Linked DNA regions of Mus musculus: region 1 is linked to region 2. A link is a loop called in an ENCODE intact Hi-C map of the cell type or tissue named here. Cell type or tissue: heart. All regions are shown on one strand. Each heading gives the region's core, and the rest is flanking DNA. Links, peaks and the distances in the headings are about the cores only.

Region 1 (5,379 bases), core at 169-5,168, 73 kb after region 2:
GCTGGGGATCCCAGCAAGATAGGCAGTGTTCTGGGCTAAGCTATTAGACCAGATTGAAAGTAGTTCCCTTTTTAATAATGAGAAGAAAAGGCCTTTTTTTCCCCACCTTGATCATGCATCCAACCTCAATTAAATGTGACAGGCATGGAGAGAAATCTGCTATTGGGAAGAAAATGAAAGTAAATACAACTTGGATAGAAAAAAATAAAATAAAATAAAATAAAGGAAAGGAAAGGCTAACCAAAAATTAAAAAATCACAAATGGGGAAGGAAATGTGTTGGAATTGTTACAAAAGAAACAATAATCAAAAAATGTGAGCAAGCTGGTACAGCAAAGATTATAGATGAGGCGCTGAAAAAGAAAACAGGGGTCTGTGGAGGAGAAAGGGAAAGGAGGGGAGGGGCAGGAACACAAGGATGGCGTGTGCTATTATGCGTGATAGATGGCCCATCCATCTTTAAGGCAGTTTTAGAAGAATGAGCTATTGTACCATGGGAATTCTAAGACTGCCCACTGAAGAGATTGTATAATCCATTGCATTTTTTTGTAGGAAAATAAACAAACCACAGACCCAAACACTATTCATGAAACAGGACTGCCTGCCCACCAGTAAACAATGGCTCTCCTTAACAATAGAATGTGTTCCTGGAACATCACCTACAACCCCCAGGGGAAATCTATCAGCAAAGGATGCCAGTAGGTCTCACATCCACTTACAAGGAAGCCTGTCTGTGATCTGCAACAATTCATCAGGCTTTTGATATTGCTCTGAATGTATAATACTCCCATCAACCAATACACTTCTTTGCTGACTGCAAACACAAATGTGTAAGCTCCTTTGGTGGACAGGGACTCTAAATTCCAGCTGTACTTCTGGAGGTTATGATCTTTGTGCCAAAGCACAGATGCCCACCCGCCTGCTCTATGGAGGATTACAAATGGATTCCCCCAAGAGAGGTCTGACAGCACACAGACTTGAGGATTCTGAGGCTCAGGGTTTGAAGATGGAAGAGATTTGAGCTGAGATTTTTCTATATTGATGAAGTTGAAGGTTAAGCGCTCTCTCTTGAAGTCACACATGGAACTCTGCCTCTGCTTGTCTATGTGACAAGAATGCAAAGTCTCAAGGGACTTGCAAGCTGACTCGGTAGAGAACACATACAAGCCAATAATTATAACTCATTGAATAAAGAGGTCTTGCTTTGCCTTTTCAAATTGCAGGATGTGGTTTTAGCATAATTTTTATAAATCCTGATTCAGCACCATGTGGACTTGCTGTTCTATGTAACCAGGAGATGCAATTACAGGCAAATAAAATGTTTGAACAACCTCTTGGTGGTGATCTCTTTAGGGTAATTTTGACCCTCACAGTGGTTGCCTAGACTCCAAATCAGGAGAGAGAAACTTCATTTATAGCTGCATCCTAGTGACCTTTCAGCTCAATGCTACCTTTAGGTAGGAATGAATTGCGACTTCTCACCCACCTACAAGCTCAGTCTGAATATGACTCTAAGAATGCAACCGAACCCCAGAAACCCAGTTGATGGGGATGAAAGTTGAAACAACCACTCTGGGAGATGCCTGGACAAGCATCTCTCAATTTGTTCAGATCCTTAACTCAGAAAACTTACTTCTGTGGCTTCGGACATAGCTCTGTCAGCAGAGTGTTTGGCTAGTGTAAATGAAGCCCTGGTCTAATGCCTAACACCACATACACCAAGAGCGTTGGTACAAACTGTAATCTCCACCCTTGAGAGGAAGAGGCAGGGGGATGGGAAATTCAAGATCAAGGTCTGTTGTGGTACTCATGACCCTGTCTTTTAAAAATTAAAAGTTTTTTTTTTTTTTAAAAAAAAACTCACTTCTGGAAAATCTTTCTAAACCAGTAATCAAGGAAAGATTAAAGGAAAAATATATGATAAAAAAAAAAAGCCTATTTATCATAGTACTGTTTTGGGGAAGCTACAGATGAGAATCAATGTAAATATCAAGCTACAAAGGTTAGTTCATCTACTATAAATTTGATTATAATTGTGTGATGGATTTTGCATGAGATGGTAACCTGACACACAGTGGCATGAGATCATCTCAAGATACTAAATAAAAGAAAAAGTATGGTGTGAGACAACAGAGAATAAAACCAGGCAGGGTCAGGCCGGCCTGTGATCTTAGCACTCAGAAGGTTGCGGAAGAGCTGGGGTGTTGGAGGCTGACCTGTCTGAATCTAGAAGGATGAATTAAAATAAAGAGAGATTTTGTGTGGTTTCATTTCTTGCCTGCCGCTGGGGGCCGGGTGTGTGCATTTTATCCTTCTCTGACATCGTGTGTCAGGCTCACAGAAATACAGATATACTACTCAGGGGTGGGAGAACACAGGCTTAGATGAGAGCCCCAGCCTAGGGGAGAAACAGCCCAAGCTGAGGCCAAAGAGGCAGGGGTTCCCATAAACCTGGGGCTGGGGGCTGGGGGACTCTCTCACTCAGCTCAGGGATGAGTGTCCTGGAGCACGGAGGGCTCTTCTGCAGGAGACTTAAGCGGCCCAGAGCATCTCTGTATGACGAAGGCTTCTCCCACAGTGGTTCTTGATGAGAGCGATAGTCCTGGCTTGTCCAAATTATTTATTAATGGTGAAAAATGAATTCATATGAGGTACTCAGGGTGAACCAGAGATTAAATACCTTCTGCAAGAAGACATGTCTGGAAAGGGAAGCTTATTGGCTAAACTCTCAGAGCAGGCCCATCTAGATACCTCAGAACTCTGTATTCTGCGCTACATGACGAGTGGTCACGATCTTCAAGTGGGATATCGTGGTCACGTGTTCCAGGACAGGCACCAGGTCGGGTCAGGATTAGAGATAACACCTAGTGTTCTCAGATATGAGAGTCCCGGGGTTTCTCAGTCAGCTTGAGCTTCCCAGTTTTTATCGAGTGACACAGTTCTGCTTGCCCCACAATTTTGATTTCATTTTATTTCCTCAAGGGTGTGTGTGTGTGTGTGTGTGTGTGTGTGTGTGTGTGTTTGCAACATGAGCATGCAAAGCATTGTGTTAATAATGATCTTCTAAAGTGACTTAGACATTCAGTGATTCTTAAAAATGTATGCTCTTCAGTAATGAAATACTGCATTTTTCAACTACTATAAAATGTATGATAGTGAAAGACTCCGAAAGGAGCCCCTCGCTCAGGCCTCAGGACAATAGCGGACACCCAAGAACTCACGATAAACTGAGCTTGTTGCAAACCACATGAGGCTTTATTCTGAGAAAGCCAGAGCTCTGGGGACGACTCATATCCCACGCAGGGGTAGAGGAGTCAACCTCGAGGGGAAAGAGGTCCCAGTTTTTATAGGCCCTCAGGGGGGAAAGGAGAAGGGGGGGAATAGGGGATTTCCAGATCTAAACAATGTCTATTCTAAAATGATTGATTCCTCAAGAAATGGGTATGAGAGGGAAACAAGGAAAGAGTCTAATGAAGGTGCAGCACTCCAGATTGGCCCCGACTATGGTTGCTGGGGAGATTTCCTGACTCTTTCCCAGCAACCAATATCACAAACACCTGGCAGTGAGGTGCAGCAATGGGCACATGCCTGGTCAGACCATTGGCAGACACACAGGTTCGGGGAGCGGCCAGAGCATTGTGCACCTCTATTTTTCTAAATCAGTGAAGCTACTTCTACTAACAATGAAATCTATTTTGCCAATGTCAGGGCTTCTGTGACCTTTTACATTCTTTCAGGATCTTTCAATAGCCAGGCAGTGGTGGCAGACGCCTTTAATCCCAGCACTTGGGAGGCAGAGGCAGGCGGATTTCTGAGTTTGAGGCCAGCCTGGTCTACAGAGTAAGTTCTAGGACAGCCAGGGCTACACAGAGAAACCCTGTCTCAACAAGCAAAAAAAGAAAAGAAAAGAAAAGAAAAGAAAAGAAAAGAAAAAAGAAAAGAAAAGAAGAGAGTATGATAACTAAAAAGGCTAAAGAGTAAAGAGTAAAGGTCACCAAGGTTTGATCTCTCGGGCACCACTTAGCACAAGCCCTGTTTCTAAAGCCTGCAGACTCCATGGGGACAGGATCTCCTGGAGTTGTTCCCATCATGGTTTTTCCTTTGGTTTTTCACAAGAGGCTGTTTAAATAGAGCCAAGACAAAAGGCTGGCAGAACTTTCTACCATCCCGGGAGCAAACTCTCTATTACTGTGTTTTAAAAATGGACAGATTATTCCATTCTGTCTATCTCAGAGAGGAAGATAGAAGAGGGAGAAAGAGAGGGGTGTGTGTGTGTGTGTGTGTGTGTGTGTGTGTGTATGCGCGCATGCACGTGCATGTGTTTGGTGGAGGGGTAGGGGGGTAGGAAATCTTGAAACCACCAACCGTGGGTTTCCCACACCTTTGAAAGCAAGGAACCAAGCTTCCCTATTATGTAGCAGCTTATTATCCTAGGAAAGGATTCCACTGGGCAGTTCATTAGCAGAGCCAACAGAAGCCTGCTACCTGGAGTTTAGTGCCAACCAGAGCTCCAAAGGGATAATGTGAGAGCGGTGGGGACAGACAGACAGGATGTTTGAAGAGGAGCAAAGACCAGGGGAGGATCTGCAGTGGGAAAACTAGCCTGAAGGGGCCGATTTGGAGCCCATTGTTACTGATGCTGGGTGGTCTGGCACAAGCCACCTAACAAGTCTGCATTGTCAGTAGAGATAACACTCCTCACCGGGCTACTGGGGGAAGGAAGCAAATAAAAGACTTTGTAAGGTTTTGTGGGTGCTTTCCCCCTAGACCACTCATAAGCAGTAGGTAGCTATTACCCTAAGTCATAGTCCCTACGATGTACCACAGACGGAAGTCATCAGTCACTAAGCATACACGGGCTGTTTGGAAGGAAATAGTTTTCTTTCCTGTATGGAAGTTCACAAAGAACGTAAGTACAAAATGTTTCTTTGAAAAATTAAAAAAAAAAAAAATCCAGCCTTTTTTTTTTTTTTTTTTTTTTTTTTTGCAATTTGGGCAAGCTTACTCACCCTAGAAAAATCATTTTTAAAGATCATTTAACTAGGGAGGCTTTTTTTTTTCCTGCCTGTAGTTATTTCAAGTAATGATGTGTGTTTCAAACTACAGTGTAACACAAGATTCTGGACATGGCCTTGAGATGTAACTTCGTTCGTATTTTACCTAATTTCTACATTTTTTTTTCCAACTGTACTCAGAGTCTACGTAGAAATTATCCCTAGGTCATTCATTACAGCTCCTTGGAGGAAATATAAAAGGAGGGAGCTTAGTATGATTCTCAGCAGTTTGAAACCTAGAAGGTGAACAGTGAATCTGCCCATGAAAGGGCTATGCAGGTTGTCTTAGTTAGGGTTTTACTGCTGTGAACAGACACCATGACCAA
Region 2 (5,379 bases), core at 114-5,113:
AGAATTGTGAGAGAATAAGTTCTGAACCAGCAAATCTGTGGTAAGCTGTTGTGGCAGCCAAAAGGCACTAATCCCATGGGGAAAGAGAGACTATAATACACTTGATGGAATTTAAAGCATGGACCCAGGGTGGATTTTTACTTTATATTATATAAACTTTCCTGGAGTGGTTATGAGCACAGTCTGAGAACTCCCCCAGAGGTGGAGAATACACGTTCATGTTATCTGAGGACAGTATAAAAGAACTAAGGATTTTTTTTCCTCTCCTACCTTGCCAAGTTTTGCTCAGTTAATAGACCGCTTTCACTTGTTCCAATGAGCAGTTCGCAACAGTGTCAGTACCACTCTGTGTCACTGCTGTCTTCTTTCTATGCGATTGCTATCCATTTATTTTGAATAGGTTTGGCCCCATAGATTCATGTATTTGAGTGCTTGGCCATAGGGAGTGGCACTATTAGGTATGGCCTTATTGGAGGAGGTGTGCCTTTGTTGAAGGAAGTGCATCACTGTGTAGGCAGCCTTCGAGATGCCACATGCTCAGGCTCCACCCATTCTGGAATCTGAGCCTCCTCCTGATACCCTGCCTATACAATCTCTTTCTGGCTGCCTTCAGATCAAGATATAGTCCTCTCAGCAATTTCTCCAGCTCTACATCTGCCTGAAGGCTGCCATGCTTCCTACCATGATGATAATGGCCTGAATATCTGAACCTATAAGCCAGCCCCAATTAAATGTTTTCTTTTATAAGAGTTGTCTTGGTCATGGTATCTCTTCACAGCAATGAGATCCTAAGACACCATTACTCCATCAGATAGATCACTACGAAGTAGACCTGACCCAAAGTAAAAGTAGTATTTTTGAGCATAGGTCTTAGACTGGATTGTCAGTGTGGGAATCCAGGCCCAATTTTCACCACATATGTCTTTACTATGATTAACTTTCTCTGTGTTATACATTCTGCATTCTTAGAGCTCAAGTCACATAATAGGAGGGAACCTCAGTTGAGAAAATGTCTCCCTAAGATTGGCTCTTAGGCAAATCCGTATGGCATTTTCACAATTCGTAATTGGTGTGGGAGGGCCCAGCACACTATGGGCAGGGTGACCCTGGGGAATTCCTGGGTTGTATTATACAACAAACAGTGTGAGTCACAGAGAACTAACCAATAAGCAGCATTTCTCCCCGGCCTCTGCTTCAGTTTCTTCCTCCTGACATCCTTCCATGATGAACTATAAACTGTTTTTTTTTTTTTTTAAGGCCCTTTCCTTCCCAAGCTACTTTTGATTGTGATATTATCATACCAATAGGAAGCAAGCCAGCACAGACCCCACCTCACAGCGCTGTATTATGACACATGGTGAACAGCATGGAATTGAGATGATGGAGTCATCAAGTAGTTTTTGGCTGTATCCAAACCCACAAAAACTGGGGGGAGGGGGTAATTAAACCCTGGCCATGCACAGCCTCTCCCTAGACCACCCATGAAAGCTTTTGAGACCCTACCTACTCCACTCAATGTCAAACCCGGACAGCAGTAGCCTTTCCTTTCTACACCACAATAGAAGCTCATCCTTAGAAAAACATGGAGGAACTACTAAGATTATCCTTCCATCACTCTGCTCAAATAAAACAAAACCTGTCTGCCTACCCCTCCAAGGAGCCATCCTGTGAGGGAGGGAGAGGATGTGCAAATAGTGACATTCCCTGAGAGAGCTAGAAACTGACCCTCTAAGGGATGTGAATGTGAGATTTCATGCCAATGCCACCACTCCAGAGGCATGAATCCACAGTTCAGAAGGGAGGAGAATTCCAACAATTCCCAGAAGGAGTAATACAGGGCTGTCTAACAACTGCATTCAGCCAAGAGGAGATGGGGAGGGGGGAGGGCATGAGGGCTGGCAGTAGGCAACAAAGCCATCCTGAAGTCCACATCCTGGCCACAAAGCATCCCATCTAGTCAAAACAAAACTTGATTCAAATTTCTTCTTTCCCAGAGGATGTTGGACCTGGGTGTGTCATGCCACTGTATCTGACGCACTTCTTTTGTCTAAAAACCACCAGATTTCTAAAATCCTGCCTGACTTTTACCTGGACAAGTTTGGATAATGCATGGGTGTTTCCTTCTAACAATGTCCCCTCTCCCAAGCCACATCCGCCTCTTTGGGTGCTCCATTGCAGCCCAGTGTGGGCAATCTGTGCAAAGTCTACGTTTCTCCTCTTCCTGCTGAGGTCTGCTTCAGAGCCTGCCGGACTGGGTGGAGTGTATGAGTAACCATGGAACCAGCTGCTCGCTGCAGGCTTCTCATCCTTCCCTGGATAGAGTCTGTCCTTTAGAGTGTTTAGCCTCAAGGACCGCATCAGAAGCCAGAAGGGTTCCCCTGGAGGAAATGGAAGTGTTTTTCATGGCTGCCTGCCACAGTGTGCAGCAGGAAAAGGGAGGGGTTCTCTTTGGCAACACGCTGGTGGCCGCCCAGCCAGCCCCTTCAGGACCTGTGTTCTCATTTCCCAACTGCAGGGTGTGTTGGCTGCTGGCTGCTTATAGATGAGTCCCTCTTCAGGAATTGCCTCCTGCCAAAGGCTACACCCTTTCCTCTAATATCTTCTCTATAAAGAGAGACCCATGTAGGGCACAAAGCTTCGTCAACTTTACCTCAGCAGGGTCAACTCTGCAGTGCCTTCCCAGCTCCAGAGCAGAGGCCCTGATGCAGCCGCTTCCTTTCTTACCTTCTCCCATTGCCCAGTCAGTCTCTTAGCTTCTCTCCCAGGACTTGTTCCCAAAGCACTTGAGTGAAAAGTTTAGCCTTGGTGTCTATTTCTTCATCTCTAGCCTGTACCAGCATACGCAGGCCAGACAAAGTAGGATGAATCTATTCTACTTGCAACACCAGAAGGAATTTTTACTCCCCAATGAGGTCCTAGCTCCCTGAAAAGGATTGAGCATCCTGGTGGCAACTGAAGAAAAAAGTTAAACTCAGAGTTTGATGGAGTTAGCATGCATCTGGTTACAATGACAATTAGCACATCCAGTAGCTCAAGAAATAAAGCTCTTGGGACTGAGGTTAAGTCTCTCTGCAGGTAATGTGCTTTTTGTAGACACATGAGAATATGAGTTGCAGTCCCCAACACCCATATAAAAGCTGGATGTGTTAACACATGCTTGTAGTCCTAGGACTTATAGAAAAGACAGGAGAATCACAGGGGTTTGGTGGTCAGCCAGCTTAGCCAGTCAGTGAGCTACAGGTTTATCCAGAGACCCTGTCTCCAAAAATAAAGTAAGGAATATTTAAAGTACTGATATGAACCCCTGACCTTCCATAGGTGTACACACACACACACACACACACACACACACACAAAAATAATAAATATTTTTAATAGAATACATCTAATCAAGTAATGGTTAGTCAGATCTGATGACGGCCCCAGTGTCGAGCCCAGATGGATGTAGACTGCATGGTGGTATGTTGGCTGTGTTACCTTTACGTGGTTATAGTTTTCTCATTGTACACAGAATTGTTTGAAAGCAACTAAGAAACAGGAAACAGGATGCCCTTTCTGCCTTCCTTCTGTCAGGAAGCAAAATCTTCACAAATTACTTCAAACTGACTTGCCTACTTCTTATTGGCCATAGCTGACCACATAGTGGTCACTAAAGCAGTGAATGGAAAAGGGAATTTGAATGACATACTTGACTAAGGTGGGCTTCCCCAAGGCCTGCTCACCAGCTAAGATGGAGCCAGGACCTTCTTCCTGTCTGTGCAGCTGACTAAGAGGCTATGACTGACAACGCATATTCTTAAAGTTGGTTTCACATAAACTCTGCACCTTTCCAATATCAAACTTCCATGTTTGACTGAAACAGTTTCCAATGAACTATTGGGAAATTTATTCTTTAAAAATATTTTACTTTTGTGTGTGTGGGTGTTTTGCCTGCGTGTGTGTCTGTGTGCAGTGCCCTTGGAGGATGTTGGAGCTCCTAGACCTGAGTTGCAGCCAGTTGTTAAAAGCCAGGTGAGCAGTCTGTCTCCTTGGCTTTTTGAAGCTAAGGGTCCTTAACTTGCGCCTGCAATGTTTCATTTCCTTTGATTTGACCTATTGTTCTAACAAAAGGTCTTTGGAGAATGACCCGGCCATCCAAAAAATTCAGTGCTTCTCTCTTAACAAAGCTCTAGAAAGTGCCATGAAGAATATTCTATAAATGTCAGACAGTGACATTTATATATGACTCATGTCTGCCGCTGCCAGGAATTCCAGAGAATCTCATACTGCATTAAGACTTTCAAACTCGTGACCAAAGTGGCTGCTTTGTCTACATCTTCCTCTCTGTCTTCCAAGAAAAAAACCTTTTTGATACTGGTGAGGAATTTGAAGAAAATGGCCCTCCAGGAATTTGAGCATGATAGGATGACCATATTTCCAGGTACCCAGAGACTGACTTGTCAGTGCTGCCTCCCTACTTGTTCCTATGGTCCTCTGTGGAAGGTTTTGTGGCCAGTGACTCAGTCACCAAGTCCACACACTGTCCAGCTCACCTCAGTGGCCTTCACTGTGAAACAGACTGAGTCATGATAGTACGCCCAATTATTTGGAGCCAGTGAATGCTAATGAATGTGAGCAGAAAAGATCCTTGCAGATGTGATTAAAGACACTGAAACAGAATATGACCCTGTATCATCCGAGTGGACACTGAAGAAGGAAGACTACGGGGATTCCCATAACTACAGAAGCAGAGAATGGAGTGAGCCACCCAAGAACCAAGAAATACTGGCAGGTGAAGGTGAGGGAGCAAACTACAAATTCTCCCTCCACATGATCTTAGCCAAAAGGCTGAGAAGCAGTGGATGTTGGTGTCTTCTTGATTATGCTCCACTTTTTCCTGAGGTAGGGTCTCTTGTTTGAATTCAGAGTTCACCAATTTGCTTGGACTAGCTAGTTAGCTCGCTTCTCTAGTGCCCTGTTCTGGGATTCAAGATGGTAAACCATGTACGACAGGAATGGGATCTGACCTCTGGTCCTTGTATTAGTATCAGACTTTCCTCTGTGAACCTTCTCCTCAGCCTTCATGTTTATCTGTGCTGCAGTCTATTGGGGTTCCCCTTACACCCCCACTTTTTAGGTAGCCTTATTTTGCTTCTGCCTTTGTCTTCTTCATATCGTTCTTGTCAGTATTCTCATGTCCCCAAAGTCTGCCAGCCAACTATCCATAACGTCACTGCTTTCACTGAGAACTGCCAGACATGAATTCCTTCCAGTAGCTTCCGCTCTACCTGCCAGATGGGAACATTGACTATGTCTGGAAAGATAACCAACCATCCCAACCATCCATGGTATGATTCCATGTAACCTATGTAAAGAGTACTAGCTGGGATTTGTTTAGAA

The links. Hi-C counts contacts between places; a loop is a spot of excess contacts. Peaks named below come from ENCODE experiments on the same cell type or tissue, not always from the same donor. Only the 100,000 strongest peaks of a DNase experiment are listed, where the experiment ranks them.
Region 1: a loop joins it to region 2, with 2.1 times the contacts of the local background. A loop is called at or near these places in 4 of 42 quality-filtered maps.

Annotation. Positions count from the first base shown.
Region 1 is chr15:10,742,026-10,747,404 of GRCm38, reverse strand. All of the region lies in intron 2 of 4930556M19Rik (RIKEN cDNA 4930556M19 gene), which reads right to left. Among named protein-coding and RNA genes, the nearest start is that of 4930556M19Rik, 30 kb to the right of the region's middle. In heart, for the core only: no CTCF peak of the experiment used is centred there; no DNase peak of the experiment used is centred there; H3K27me3 peaks cover 1,140 bases.
Region 2 is chr15:10,815,423-10,820,801 of GRCm38, reverse strand. No RefSeq gene overlaps it. Among named protein-coding and RNA genes, the nearest start is that of Gm19276, 11 kb to the left of the region's middle. In heart, for the core only: a CTCF peak has its summit at 2,505; a DNase peak (open chromatin) is centred at 2,401; H3K27ac peaks cover 1,149 bases.